2 separate regions of the Homo sapiens genome follow, and region 2 is linked to region 1. A link is an interaction called in ENCODE POLR2A ChIA-PET data of the cell type or tissue named here. Cell type or tissue: OCI-LY7. All regions are shown on one strand. Each heading gives the region's core, and the rest is flanking DNA. Links, peaks and the distances in the headings are about the cores only. Region 1 overlaps NFILZ (NFIL3 like basic leucine zipper). Region 2 overlaps MYO1F (myosin IF).

Region 1 (4,509 bases), core at 302-4,301:
TATGTTGGTCAGGCTGGTCTCAAACTCCTGACCTCAGGTGATCCACATGCCTCAGCCTCCCAAAGTGCTGGAATTACAGGCGTGAGCCACTGCACTCGGCCTTTTTTTTTTTTGAGATGGAGTCTCACTCTGTCGCCTAGGCTGGAGAGCAGTGGTGCAATCTCGGGTCACTGCAACCTCCACCTCCCCAGTTCAAGCTATTCTCCTGCCTCAGCCTCCCAAGTAGCTGGGACTACAAGTATGCACCGCCATTCCCTGCTAATTTTTGTATTTTTAGTAGAGAAGGGGCTTCACCATGTTGGTCAGGCTGGTCTCGAACTCCTGACCTCAGGAGTTGCTGAGTTCTATGGTAACTTTGTGTTTAAGGTTTTGTTTTGGTTTGGTTTTGGTTTTTTTTCTATTGCCCAGGCTGGAGTGCAGTGGTGTGATCTCAGCTCACTACAATCTCTGCCTCCTGGATTCAAGTGACTCTCCTGCTTCAGCCTTCTGAGAGCTGAGATTATATGTGTGCGTCATCACACCCGGCTGGAGTGCACAGTCCTAGCTCACTGCAGCCTCGAACTCCTGGGCTCAAGTGATCCTTCTGCCTTGGCCTCTTAAAGTACTGGGACTACAGGTATGAGCCACCACATTCAGCCTTGCCCATTTTTTTAAAAACTAGGCAAGGATTTGGTTAGAATGAAGATTCTGGCCTCCCCTCCAGGCACCCTGTCCTATACCTCACCTGATTCGCACTTCTATATCTTCCCCTTGGCCCCAGCTCTATCCCTGACTGTCCCCCTCCAGTATCCAGGGGACCAGTGTCCTGTCTCTCCATACAAAAGCCTCCATATAGGCCAGGCGCAATGGCTAATGCCTGTAATCCCAAAACTTTGGGAGGCCAAGGTGGGCGGATCACTTGTGGTCAGGAGTTCGAGGCCAGCCTGGGCAAAAGGGTGAAACCTCACCTCTATTAAAAATACAAAAATTAGCCAAGCATGGTGGCTCACGCCTGTAATCCCAGCACTTTGGGAGGCCAAGGCAAGCTGATCACCTGAGGTCGGGAGTTCAAGGCCAGCCTCACCAACATGGTGAAACCCCGTCTCTACTAAAAATAAAAATTAAAAAAAAAAACATAGCTGGGCATGATGGTGCATGCCTGTAATCCTAGCTACTCAGGAGGCTAAGGGAGGAGAATTGCTTGAACCCAGGAGGCAGAGGTTGCGGTGAGCCGAGATGGCGCCATTGAACTCCAGCCTGGGCGACAGAGCAAGACTCTGTTTCAAAAAAAAAAAAAAAAAGATGGAGTCTCGCTGTGTTGCCCAGGCTGGAGTGCAATGGCGCAATCTCGGCTCACTGCAACCTCCGCCTCCCAGGTTCAAGCATTTCTCCTGCCTCAGCCTCCCAAGTAGCTGGGACTACAGGCGTGTGCCACCATGCCCAGTTAATTTTTGTATTTTTAGTAGAGACGGGGTTTCACCATGTTGGTCAGGCTGGTCTCGAACTCCTGACCCCGTGATTCACCCGCCTCGGCCTCCCAAAGTGCTGAGATTACAGGCATGAGCCACCGCGCCCAGCCGAAAATAAAATTTTTTTAAAAGGCTGGTTTTGGCTGGGTGTGGTGGCTCATGCCTGTAATACCAGTACTTTGGGAGGATGAGCCGGGTAGAACACTTGAGGCCAGGAGTTCAACACCAGCCTGGGCAATACGGTGAAACCCCCTCTCTACTAAAAATACAAAAATCAGCTGGGTGTGGTGGTGCGCACCTGTAATTCCAGCTACTCTGGAGGCTGAGACAGGAAAATAGCTTGAGCCCAGGAGGCAGAGGTGGCAATGAGCCAAGACTGCACCATTGCACTCCAGTTTGGGTGACAGAGCAAGACCCTGTCTAATAAATAAAAATAAATAAACAAATAAATAAAGAGAGAAAGAGAAAGTCAGAGACAGAGAGAGAGAATAAGGACTCATAGGTATTCACCGTAGAGAAATGGAAACTTACCCTCACACCAAAACTTGCACATCAACGTCTGGCACATTATTTATCATCGCCTATGAATTTGGGCATTCGTCACCAAAACTGGAAACAACTCACGTGTCTGTCAACAAATGAATGGATGCATGGTGACACATCCATACCAGGGACTCCTCAACAGTAAAAGAAACAAAAAATGCTACACCCAACAACGTGAATAAGCCTCAAATGCATTCTGCTGCCTGGAAGAAGTATGCGCCAAAAGCTGCCTATGGTACGATTCCATTGACATAATATCCTGGGAAAAGGCAGAAATATAGCAACAGAGAGGAAGTCAGCAGGGGCCAGGGGCTGGGACTGAGGGAGAGAAATTGACTCCAGAGGGGCACGCAGGAATTGCAGGAATTGGGAGGGAAAAAGGTATTCTGTATTTCTTTTTTTTTTTTTTTAATTTTTTTTTTTTTGAGATGGAGTCTTGCTCTGTTGCCCAGGCTGAGGTGCAGTGGTATGATCTCGGCTCACTGCAACCTCCGCCTCCCAGGTTCAAGCGATTCTCCTGCCTCAGCCTCCTGAGTAGCTGGGATTACAGGTGCCCACCACCATGCCCGGCTAATTTTTGTATTTTTAGTAGAGACAGAGAGTCACTATGTTGGCCAGGCTGGTCTTGAACTCCTGACCTCAAGTGATCCACCCGCCTCAGCCTCCCAAAGTGCTAGGATTACAAGTGTGAGCCACCAGGCCTGGCCGGTATTCTGTATTTCTATTGAGGTTGTGGTTATAGGGTTGTGTGGTTTGTCAAATATCACAGAATCGTATACTAATATGTATGGGTTTCACTGTCAGTAAATTACACTGGTTTTTTTGTTTTTTTGTTTGTTTGTTTGTTTGTTTGTTTGTTTGTTTGTTTGTGATAGGGTCTTGGCTAAAGTGCAGTGGGGCCATCTTGGCTTGATGCAGCCTCGACTTCCCGGATTCAAGTGATCCTCCCACCTTAGCCTCCCAATTAGCTGGAACTACGAATGCACACCACTATGCCCAGCTAATTTTCTGTTTTGTTTTTTGTAGAGACAAGGTCTCACTGTGTTGCCCAGACTGATCTCCAATGCCTGAGCTCAAGCGATCCGCCCGCCTCAGCCTCCCAAAGTGCTGGGACTATAGGCCTGTGCCACCACACCTGGCCAGTAAATTACACTTTAATTTTTACTTAAATGAAAGGAAAAAACATTACAATAATAAGGCCCAGCATTTTGGTAGGCTGAGGCAAGAGGATTACTTGAGGCCAGGAATTTGAGAGAGATCCCATCTCTACAAAAAATAAAAATTAGCTGGGTGTCACGGCATGCGCCGATAGTTCCAGCTACTCAGGAGGCTGATGTGGGAGAATCATTTGAGCCCAGACATTCAAGGCTGGATTGCACCACTGCAATCCAGCCTGGGCAACAGAGTGAAACCCTGTCTCAAAAAGAAAAAAAAAAGAGGCCAGGCAGGGTGGCTCACGCCTGTAATCCCAACACTTTGGGAGACCAAGGGGGTGGATCACTTGAAGCCAGGGGTTCAAGACCAGCCTGGCCAACATGGTGAAACCCCTTCTCTACCAAAGATACAAAAATCAGCTGGGCATGATAGCACACACCTGTAGTCCCAGCTACTTGGGAGGCTGAGGCAGGAGAATCGCTTGAACCTGGCAGGTGGAGGTTGCAATGAGCCGAGATGGCGCCACCGTACTGCAGCCTGGGTGACAGAGCAAGACTCTATCTCAAAAAAAAAAGGAAACAAGAAAGCAAGCAAGAAAGCAAAAAAGAGAGAGAGAGAAGGAAAGAAGGGAGGGAAGGAAGGAAGGAAGGAAGGAAGGAAGGAAGGAAGGAAGGAAGGAAGGAAGGAAGGAAGGAAGGAAGGGAGAAAAGTTATACTAATGATAACTGAGTAAGAAAGAAAGCTATACTCCCAAATCCACTTCCTCCCCTTCCACAACCTCCTGTCCAGCCTCGACATCTGTCTCTCCCTCCCCAGGACCCTGCTCCCTTGACCAGGAGGCAGGGGGCCTTGTCCCAGGACAAGAGCTGAGTTGGGCATAGCTAAGTTGGTCTTCAGAGGGGGCAGGAAGGGAGGCAGGAAACCATCCTCAGGGCGGCTGGAGGGCTCCTCCCACAGCAGCTGCAGGTGCACTTCCAAGAGCCAGAGGTGGGGGAAGGTAGAGAGAGGGAAAGGAGCTGGCCCTCAGAGCCTAGGCAAGGGTCCAAGGTCAAGGTGTCAAGTTCAAGGTCAAGACACCTTCCCTGTGCAGCCTCAGCTTAGCCGCAGCTTCCCTACCTCACTGCCAATAACACCAACTTTTACTGGAAAAGGGTCCCGATCCAGACCCCAAAAGAGGGTTCTTAGGTCCCCCGCAAGAAAGATTTCAGGGAGAGTCCACGGAGTAAAGTGAAAGCAAGCTTATTAAGGAAGTAAAGGAGGCCGGGCGCGTTGGCTTCCACCTATAATCCCAGCACTTTGGGAGGCCGAGGTGGGTGCATCGCCTTAGGTCAGGAATCCAAGACCAGTCTGGCCAACACGGTAA
Region 2 (4,224 bases), core at 225-4,224, 83 kb after region 1:
GGGACAGGGAGGACAAAACCTACCAGGACACCACACGACCCTTAACCATCCCTCAGACCTACATCGGCTCTGTGCTCATCTCTGTAAACCCCTTCAAGCAGATGCCCTACTTCACCGACCGTGAGATCGACCTCTATCAGGGCGCGGTGAGGCTGGGGCTGGGTGGGAGGCACAGCCCCCAGACTCCTGGCCCCCAGCCCTGGGCTGAGACCTGACCTCCCCTGCCAGGCCCAGTATGAGAATCCCCCGCACATCTACGCCCTCACGGACAACATGTACCGGAACATGCTTATCGACTGTGAGAACCAGTGTGTCATCATTAGGTATGGACAGAGTTGGGGGGCCACAGACCCTGCTGCCCGGGCCCCTGCTGAAACATCACCACCCCCAGGGAGGTTTGCCTGAAACTCCCAATCTGAACATTGCCCTGCTGTCCCTCTCTGCCCTCACTCTGTTTTATTTTCCTTGTCACCATCTGACTCACGATGTATTTTATTGATTCATTCTGCTATTGTCTGTCTGTCCCCTCTAAATGTCACCTCAGGCCAGGTGTAGTGGCTCATGCTTGTAATCCTGGCACTTTGGGAGGCCAAGGCGAGAGGATCTCTTGAGGCTAGGAGTTCAAGACCAGCCTGGGCAATATGGCAACATCCTGTCTCTGTATAGATAATAATTAGCCGGACACGGTGGTGCACGCCTGTAGTCCCCAGCTACTCAAGAGGCTGAGGAGGGAGGATTGCTTGAGCCCAGGAGTTCCAGGCAGGAACAGGTGCTATGATCACACCACTGCACTCCAGCCTGGGCAACAGAGTGAGACCCCATCTCAGTCAATCAATCGATGCCAGCTCTATGAGAGCAGAGAGAGAGAAAGAGAGCGAGAGAGAGAGAGAGAGAGAGAGAGAGAGTGTGTGTGTGTGTGTGTGTGTGTGTGACAGAGTCTCAGTCTGTCACCCAGGCTGGAGTGCAGTGGCACAACCTCAGCTCACTGCAACCTCTGCCTCCCAGGTTCAAGCAATTCTCCTGCCTCAGCCTCCTGAGTGGCCGGGATTACAGGCGCCCACCACCATGTCCGGCTAATTTTTGTATTTTAGTAGAGACTGGGTTTCACCATGTTGGCCAGGCTGGTCTCTAACTTTTGACCTCAAGTGATCCGCCCTCCTCAGGCTCCCAAAGTGCTGGGATTACAGGCAGGAGCCACCATGCCCGGCTGAGAGCAGAGATTTTATCTGTCTTGTTCATTACAGTATCCCCAGTACCCGGAATACTGGCAGGCACACAGTAGGTGCTCAATGAATGAATGGTCAGGCACTAAAAAGGGCTCTTCCCCAACCACTGATCATTTATTCCTCCATTCATCCCCAGTGGAGAGAGTGGAGCTGGGAAGACAGTGGCAGCCAAATATATCATGGGCTACATCTCCAAGGTGTCTGGCGGAGGCGAGAAGGTCCAGGTGAGACGAGGAAAACAGAAGGATAAGCTGGGTCGCCCTCACCTGCATGGTAGTGCAGCCCCACCCATCTGCACTCCTGCCTCAGTCTGACTTCTTCCCACTCCACCTGCCTCTGCCCCAGCACGTCAAAGATATCATCCTGCAGTCCAACCCGCTGCTCGAGGCCTTCGGCAACGCCAAGACTGTGCGCAACAACAATTCCAGCCGCTTTGTAAGTCTCTGCAGACCTGCTTGGAGCAGCTGCTCCCTCCGTGCTGACCTTTCTACACACACACCCACACATACACACACCCGTATTGCCAAGACAAGAGTCCATTGAAAACCCAGCAGGAAATACCTACTCCTGAAGGGGAGACTCACTTCCTGCTCATGGTCCCTTTCAAAAGAGAGTCCCCCATTGGCAGAACTGTGGAGGCCATGACACCCCTGTGTAACATTCTTAAATGCTCCCCCGGCTGCAGCCATGCTACATTGTTCCCATTCACATTTCAGGTCCAATTTATTCCCTCATCCATTCCTTCTTTCGACAATAGTTCTGGGACTCGTTCTTTGTGTGGGTGCTGCGCTGGGCCCAGTGAAAGTCAGGATAGGTAAACAGATATGGATTCAGGGTTTGATTCTATCACTGTGAGCTGTGTAGCCTGGGGGGGAAAAAAATCTATGCAACTTCCTGAGTTTCCTCTGTTTGCTCATCCATAAAATGGTGACGATGTTAATATCCATCTCATAGACTTCAGTATTACACCTGCACATGGACATGGTTTAATAAATTCCATACCCTTGGGCTGGGTGTGGGGGCTCACATCTGAAATCCCAGCACTTTGGGAGGCTGAGACAGGCGGATCACTTGAGGTCTGGAGTTCAAGACCAGCCTGGCCAACATGATGAAAAATACAAAAATTAGCTCTGCCAAAAATACAAAAATTAGCTGGGCATGGTGGCGGGTGCCTGTAGTCCCAGCTACTCAGGAGGCTAAGGCAGGAGAATCACTTGAACCCAGGAGGTGGACGTTGCAGTGAGCCGACATTGCGCCACTGAATCCCAGCCTGAGCAACAGAGTCAGATTCTGTCTCAAAAAAAAAAGGAAGAAGGGAAGAGAGGCAAGGCTCATAAGACCCATCCCCAACCCTTCCCCCACCTGCACCCCAGGACACTGGGGTGCTGACATGGTTCTCTCGGATTCAGGGCAAGTACTTTGAGATCCAGTTCAGCCGAGGTGGGGAGCCAGATGGGGGCAAGATCTCCAACTTCTTGCTGGAGAAGTCCCGCGTGGTCATGCAAAATGAAAATGAGAGGAACTTCCACATCTACTACCAGGTGCAGGGAAGGGGCCGGGGGAGAGGGAGCACCACCTGGAGCCCAGCGGGGTGGACAATGGGAAGGTAAACACCTAGGGGGGCATGGCAGGGCAGATGAGGGATCACAGGGGCTGAGCCAGGCAAGCACCAGATGCATGAACATGGCACACCCTCCAGCTGCTGGAAGGGGCCTCCCAGGAGCAAAGGCAGAACCTGGGCCTCATGACACCGGACTACTATTACTACCTCAACCAATCGGACACCTACCAGGTGGACGGCACGGACGACAGAAGCGACTTTGGTGAGACTCTGGTGAGCACCGGCCTCTACTCCAGTCCCCGGCCAGGCAGACCTCAGCCCCAGAAACCCTCCTGAGTTACAAATTAGGAAACCGAAGCCCAGGCCAGGCATGTGGCTCAAGCCTGTAATCCCAGCACTTTGGGAGGCCGAGGCAGGTAGATCACTTAAGGTCAGGAGTTTAAGACCGGCCTGGCCAACGTGGTTAAACCCCGTCTCTACTTAAAATACAAAAATTAGCCAGATGTGGTGGCGTGTGACTGTAATCCCAGCTACTGGGGAGGCAGAGGCAGGAAAATTGCTTGAAAACGGGAGGTGGAAGTTGCAGTGAGCCGAGATCACACTACTGCACTCCAGCCTGGGCAACAGAGTGAGACTACATCTCAAAAAAAAAAAAAAAAAAGGCCAGGCACGGTGGCTCACACCTGTAATCCCAGCACTTTGGGAGGCCGAGGCAGGTAGATCACCTGAGGTCAGGAGTTCAAGACCAGCCTGGCCAACATAGTGAAACCCCATCTTTATTAAGAATACAAAGATTAGCCGGGTATGATGCCATGCGCCTGTAGTCCCAGCTACTAGGGAGGCTGAGGCAGGAGAATCGCTTAAACCCGGGAGGTGGAGGTTGCAGTGAGCCAAGATAGCGCCGCTGCACTCCCGCCTGGGTGAAAGAGTGAGACTCTAAAAAAAAAAAAATAGGAAACCAAAGCCCAGTCCGGACACGACGCTCACGCCTGTAATCCCAGCTACTCGGGAGGCGGAGGCAGGAAAATCGCTTGAACCTGGGATGAGGAGGTTGCAGTGAGCCAAGATCATACCACTGCACTCCAGCCTGGGCAACAGAGGGAGACTCTGTCTCAAAAATAAAAAATATAATAAAAAACAAAGCCCAGAGAGGTGCAGGCACTTACCCAAGGTCACGCGGCAAGTGACTGAAAGGGGTAGGACAGGGACCCAAGGGTGCTCACTCCCTGAGTCCGTGCTGTGGTCCCTCAAGCCTGCCCCTGGAGGCAGGTTGGAGGCCAGGATTCACGGCACAGTTTCTGCCCCCGTTGTACCACAGAGTGCTATGCAGGTTATTGGGATCCCGCCCAGCATCCAGCAGCTGGTCCTGCAGCTCGTGGCGGGGATCTTGCACCTGGGGAACATCAGTTTCTGTGAAGACGGGAATTACGCCCGAGT

Evidence for each region. Peaks named below come from ENCODE experiments on the same cell type or tissue, not always from the same donor. Only the 100,000 strongest peaks of a DNase experiment are listed, where the experiment ranks them.
Region 2: POLR2A ChIA-PET joins it to region 1 with 8 read pairs; 5 of 35 experiments call an interaction of 5 or more read pairs at or near these places.

Annotation. Positions count from the first base shown.
Region 1 is chr19:8,633,217-8,637,725 of GRCh38, reverse strand. NFILZ (NFIL3 like basic leucine zipper) reads right to left here. Exons shown (of 6, transcript NM_001378600.1): 3 at 1,980-2,076. Among named protein-coding and RNA genes, the nearest start is that of NFILZ, 4.8 kb to the right of the region's middle. In OCI-LY7, for the core only: no CTCF peak of the experiment used is centred there; no DNase peak of the experiment used is centred there.
Region 2 is chr19:8,550,576-8,554,799 of GRCh38, reverse strand. MYO1F (myosin IF) reads left to right here. Exons shown (of 28, transcript NM_012335.4): 3 at 57-146; 4 at 229-323; 5 at 1,363-1,450; 6 at 1,572-1,661; 7 at 2,636-2,767; 8 at 2,926-3,060; 9 at 4,106-4,224. Among named protein-coding and RNA genes, the nearest start is that of MYO1F, 25 kb to the left of the region's middle. RefSeq lists a silencer at 1,749-1,949. In OCI-LY7, for the core only: no CTCF peak of the experiment used is centred there; a DNase peak (open chromatin) is centred at 1,849.